Linked DNA regions of Homo sapiens: region 2 is linked to region 1. Evidence: chromatin contacts called from ENCODE Hi-C data. All regions are on one chromosome and are shown on one strand. The core of a region is the stretch at or near the end of the contact, and the rest is flanking DNA. Distances in the headings are between cores, read along the strand shown. Region 1 has its middle 11 kb from the start of FCN1. Region 2 holds the start of NALT1 (NOTCH1 associated lncRNA in T cell acute lymphoblastic leukemia 1).

Region 1 (3,027 bases), core at 256-2,755:
GACTCTGTCTCAAAAAAAAAAAAAAAAAAAAAAAAAAACAGCCAGCACGGCCCCCACTGGAGCACAGCCTTTCTATACAGTCCAGTTTTACTGCTCGAAGTCCCCACCTTGGTGTGAGCCAGGAGGACTCTGACACAGGTTCCGTCGGGGGCGGGTAGGGGGGGGAGGCGGCGATTGGGGGCGGGGGTGGCACTGCAGCATTGGCGCTGGGAGTGAAGGTAGGCTTACAGGCCACCTGGGTCACCCAGTAGGTGCAGCCCGGGGAGTGTGGCACGGCTGTGGAAAGCGTCGGGCTGAATGCAGATGCACCAGGATGGGTGATGGTAAAAGTCACACGTGCATGATGCAAATTCGGTGGAGGAAGTAATGTTCAGAGCCAGGTGCCACAGATGCCATTTACCTAAGTTAAAAATACACACACACAGATTCATTTTGAAAGAACATGGTTAAAATAAAAAGCTATGCACTAAACACAAGAAAGTGTTGTTTAGGCATGGAGGAGAGGCAGGGAAAGAGAAGGAGTGTGGGATAAAGGGAGAGGGAGAGAAAGGAGTCTGTGGGGACGCGGCACTGGTGGATAATGGTGCCTACCCCGGCCCCAGGCCTTTCGAGGTTGGATTTTTGGCTTCTCTGGTGTCCGCTGGTGTTTGCAGAGCCCCAGAACATCCTCGCACCCTGCTCTCTGCAGCAGCATTCCCCCCAAGCACACCTACCAGGAGGTGGGGAAAGCAAATCTACCCACTCTTCCCTGGAGACCCGAGGAGGACTGGCATTCCATCCAGGTGGCTCCCTTTGCTGGAAGAACCCTTGGGAGGACTATGGCCATTTGTCTGGGAGATGGAGCAAAGGGGAGGAAGGCCAAGAGAAACCATTGCTTGGACCTAGGGACACGGGGAGAGGGGAGGGAGAAGACTGCTCTGTGCAGTACGACTCTCCCTCAACTCAGCATGACTGTCCCCCAAACTCAGCACCACTACTCCCTGCTCTTGGCATGACTGTCCCAACTCTCAGCAGGGCTGTCTCTCCCTCTCAGCAGAAGGGGCTGCAGCTCTCACCTGCCCTTATTGGCATGGCCTGCCAGGAGCTGGTCCAAGGTCCCGCATCCCAGGTGGGGAGAGCCCCGGTCTGTGTGGACCCACAGTCCCTGCTCCTCACACAGGCATGGGGCTGCTGGGAGGCCTCCCACTCAGGGGGATAACAGGTGCTCAATAAACCTCATGCTCCCAGGCTGGGGCCTGATGCCTGAGTCAGGAGGCAGGGGTGGCCTGGGCTGTCCTGAGGACTGGACGAGGTGGGATATTGGTGAGGAAGAGGTAGTGAGGGGTCAGGCTGGGTCAACTCCGTGAGCTGCTGGGTCCCTGCCCAGGGGTTGGGGATGGAATAATTCCATGGGTCTTCCGAAAACCCCTGTCCTGGAGCCGGCACATGGTGACAGAGCGTGCCTCTCTGGAGAAAAGAATGAGGAACCTAGGGCAGGAATGGGGCTAGTCAGCCACAAGGAGGAAGCAGGGGCAGAAGTGGGGCTAGTTAGCCACAAGGAGGAAGCAGGGCCGTGTGTCCTGAGGTTGAGGAGAGGAAGCCCATGGGTGTGGACGCATCTGGCATTGCTCAAGGAAAGTCCTGGATTCCTCTTCCCCCCAATAAGAAATAACCAAACAGAGGTGGAGCAGGCAGCCCTTGGTCCCTTTCCTGGGGTCTGGGCTCTGGTTTGACTCGGCAGAGAACCTCTCCCCAGCGGCAGGGCTGCAGGCACAGTCTGTCCTCACAGCCAAGCAAAGGTGCCCTCTGCTTCCTCACAGGACCCTAAAGAGTAATGTGTGGAGGGCCCCACCGGGTCCAGCCAGGCGAGCTGTCCATCTTCCCACCACCAGCCAGACACGATAAGCAGAAAATGAGGGGGCGTGTCCCAACAGAGGGACGGGGATAGCCCAGCCCAGGGGATACGCCTGGGCTCGACACTGGTTCCAACCCCCACTCCGGAGGGAGCCAACTGCCCTGTGGCAGCTCTGGTGCCTGGAGGAGCCAGGTCTCTGGGTGGGTGAAGGGGACACAGCTGCTGCTCTCAGGTGCCCACTGGGGCCGGTGGGTCCTGGAAAGCTCCACCAGCAATGGTGGCACATTTTAAGGAGAACCTGGCTCTAGGTGTCACTCTAAGTCGGTTCCTGACTCCACGGCTCTCCGCTGGGCTTTTGGTGATGTTGCTTCACCTGCTGAGGCCATAACTTGGACATCTACCCCCAAGGTCTGCATTAGCAGAACTTTAGTGTTCCTTGAGACTCTTGCTCAGGAAGATGAAACTTGCAAAGGACTTCATTGCTCATTGCAGGAATCTCCCTAAAGACCCTGTATTAGTCAGGGTTCCCTAGAGGGACAGAACTAATAGATGTATATATGAAGGGGAATTGATTAGGAGAATTGACTTACGCGATAACAAAGTGAAGTCCCACCATAGGCCATCTGCAAGTTGAGGAGCAAGGAAGCCAGTCTGAGTCCCAAAACCTCAAAAGTAGGGAAGCCGACAGTGCAGCCTTCAGTCTGTGGCCAAAGGCCTGAGAGCCCCTGGCAAACCACTGGTGTAAGTCCAAGAGTCCAAAAACTGAAGAACTTGAGTCTGATGTTCGAGGGCAGGAAGCATCGAGCACAGGAGAAAGATGAAGGCTGGAAGACTCAGAAAGTCTAGTCCTTCCATCTTCTTCTGCCTGCTTTATTCTAGCCGCGCTCATAGCTGATTAGATGGTGTCCATCCAGATTGGGGGTGAATCTGCCTCTCCCTGTCCACTGACTCAAACGTTACTCTCCTCTACCAACTCCGTCACAGAAACACCCAGGAACAATACTTTGCATCCTTCAATCTAATCAAGTTGACACTCAGTATTAATCATCACAAGTCCACCCCCTGTCAACTTGAACCCATACACATTCTCCTGGTATCATATGTAATTTTCAAATAAAGACAATAATAAAGTCATAATTACACCTAACATAATATAGCTGTCCTTCGTACAACTGGAAGCACACTAATCCTTA
Region 2 (2,500 bases), core at 1-2,500, 1.6 Mb before region 1:
CACAGGGTCATGGGGGCTGCAAGAGCCAAGATGAACTCCTGCAGGAAGGAAAGGGGCCTTGGGCTCAGCACCGGGAGTCTCAGCCCTGGCTGCTCCTTAGAATCTACTGCAGAGCTTTCAACACAGGCACCCCTCAAATACACCCACCCACCAGGTCACTGCTGACCCCCCTCTACTCGGACCACATCTCTCTGGGGCCGGAGCCGGCCCTGGGGTGTTTTAAGGTCACCTGGGTCTCCATGAGCTCCGTCGCTGTCCCCGTGTGCTCACCAGCTGTGCTTACCTCTCCACGCACTTAGGGGTGTGCTCTGCTCTCGAAAGTCCCCACAGCAGCCGCAAAGGAGGGGCCTGGTTGGGCCAATGTCAGCAGGGCCTCCTTAGCTCACCCTGACAATGGTACCCCCATTTCTCTGGCAGCAAACAAGGGGGAACTGACCCAGTTCAGTCTCCTGGGGTGCAACGCCTAAGCCACTCTCCCCTCAGCACCCGCAGGGGGCCTCTGAAGAAGAGAGGGCTGCAGGACACGTCTGCCTCTCCCCTCCGCAAACCAGGCTCTGCGGCCCCATCTCATCTGCTTCCAGGCTCCCTGGCCAGCTTGGGAACAGCCCCATTCATTCGGGGTACCCCTGGAACCTTGCCCCAGCTCCCACCACAAGTTGGGACAGGAAGCCCAAAGTGACTCCTACAGGGGAGGCCTGGCGGCACTGCACCCCAATTCAGCTTCTTGGGGTCCTAGCCCCCACCCTCCCATTGGGTTTCTGGAGTGGCTGGGGTGCCCTGCACACAACCTGCTCTTGTTTCTCTTTAGTCCCCGCAATGCCCGCTGCCCAGGGCTGCCTCCCGACCTGTAGGAGAAGGTCTCCAGGCCCTAGGCCAGCAGATGTACTCCTGTTGTGTCAGGACCCCAGCCTCCCCCGACTGCCCACACCCGCTGGCCTGACAAAGAGGAATGGGGAGCCCGGACAACTTGTGAATGAAAAAGCTTCTCACCTACTTGCCAGGGGCCTACCCCCTTCCCAGGCTGGTGGGGAGGTGAGGCCCATCCCCCTCATCCCTGGCTTCTCCTCGGCCACAGCTGTCCATGGGGTACTCCCGGCTGTGGGTGGTGCAGGGGTTGGGAGCTGGGAGGCCGAGGCCTGTGCTTCCCTCGGGCCTGTGCACCCGGCCGCACCATCCGTAACGCGGGCTTATGAGCGTGCCTGGCTGCTGGGTGGCCTGACGGGTGGACACCGAATGGGCCACTCTCTTCTCTGCTGGTAGAGGATGGAGGCCCAAGGTGGAGGTGCTGTCGGCACAGCTGGGGCAGACCAGGGGAGACCCCCTATCCAGGGATCCCCTCCTCCCCTCCCAGGCCGCCCCTCCGCAAAATGCTGAGGACTGGCCCCCGGGCCTGGGCTACATGGGCCATTACTTCTGGCCTGGGGCCCACAGGCAGAGATGCCAATGGAGGCACACAGGCAGTCGCACCCGCACCCGATCAGCACCAGGCCTGAGGCCTTCGGGCCTCCCTATGCCCCACCCCACCCCCACCCACCAGGAGCAGAGGACGTCGTGGTGGGCAGAGTCCTCAGCCTGGGAGCTGCACAGCCCCGCGCTTCCTTCTATGGAAAATCTGCTCCTCCAGGCTGCCTGGCTGCTGTTACATAAACATCTCTGCTGCCTCCAGGCGCCTCCTCTCCTGGGGCGCTGACCCCAAGATGTTACCCCAGGCCTGCAGAAGTGAGGCCAGATTCTGGGAGGACGCAGGCGAGGGAGGCTCCCAGCAGCAGCTACAGGGGCGGGACAGGCCGCCTGCACTGGCTGTTTCCAGAGTGCTCAGCATTTGGCAAGAGGTGTGCCAGGAAAGGCTTGCTGGGGTCAGGTGTGAGATTTGTCCTGCTTTCTGTGCCTGCCTCTGCCACCATGCTCTGGGGTTTCTGCAGCCCTCCCCCCAGGCCCCCACAGTCCTAGGTCCCTCCCAGCCTTTCGGTCTCCCCGCAGGGCAGGCTTAGCCCTCCTACTCCAGGAGGGGCGCCGGGACACGCGCCTTCTGCCATCGCACTCACCACCCTGTGTTGGGGTGGGGAGGGGGCGCTGTCTGTCCCTGGCACGAGGCCGTGAACTTTGCGCAGGGACTATGGCAGGCATTTTGGACTCCTGGCGCTTAACCAGGCTTGGCACAGGGTGCCCGTGCCTGGCATCGTGGTGGAGAAATAAATCAGCCGGAAGGAGCACGTGGGAAGGGCTGCGCCGGCGCCAGCGGCAGATCCGCCCGACCCGTTTGTGCTTTCTGGGGCCACCTTAGGCAGGCGGCGCCCGGGCAGGAGGAGGACGGTGACCGAGGAGCGTGTCGACGCGGGTCCCCCTTGGGGGAGCGGGGCACAATCCGTCCGCGAGGCACTGGTCCCGGCTGCTCCCTCGGGGCGCCCGGAGTCCCCTGCCCAGAGGCCGCGGCGCCCCCATCCCTCGCGGTCAAGTGCTCGGGCAATCACGGCCAGGGATGTCTGGCGGCGATCGATCC

What was found. A loop is a pair of places that touch in the nucleus more often than their neighbours do. Pooled maps may share reads with other maps.
Region 2: a loop to region 1 is called in a pooled map, with 5 times the contacts of the local background. The contact joins the promoter of NALT1 here to the enhancer-like site in region 1. A Hi-C loop is called at or near these places in 2 of 37 single-sample maps with no recorded cell type and 2 of 50 pooled maps.

Annotation. Positions count from the first base shown.
Region 1 is chr9:134,927,887-134,930,913 of GRCh38, reverse strand. No RefSeq gene overlaps it. Among named protein-coding and RNA genes, the nearest start is that of FCN1, 11 kb to the right of the region's middle. RefSeq lists a silencer at 86-205 and enhancers at 686-1,543, 1,544-2,402. Within about 2 kb of position 1,505, at least 5 of the 41 ENCODE cell types and tissues checked have a DNase peak (open chromatin) inside an H3K27ac peak, as active enhancers do.
Region 2 is chr9:136,546,592-136,549,091 of GRCh38, reverse strand. NALT1 (NOTCH1 associated lncRNA in T cell acute lymphoblastic leukemia 1) reads right to left here and starts at 1,250. Exons shown (of 3, transcript NR_121577.1): 1 at 991-1,250. RefSeq lists an enhancer at 1,276-2,187 and a silencer at 2,380-2,479.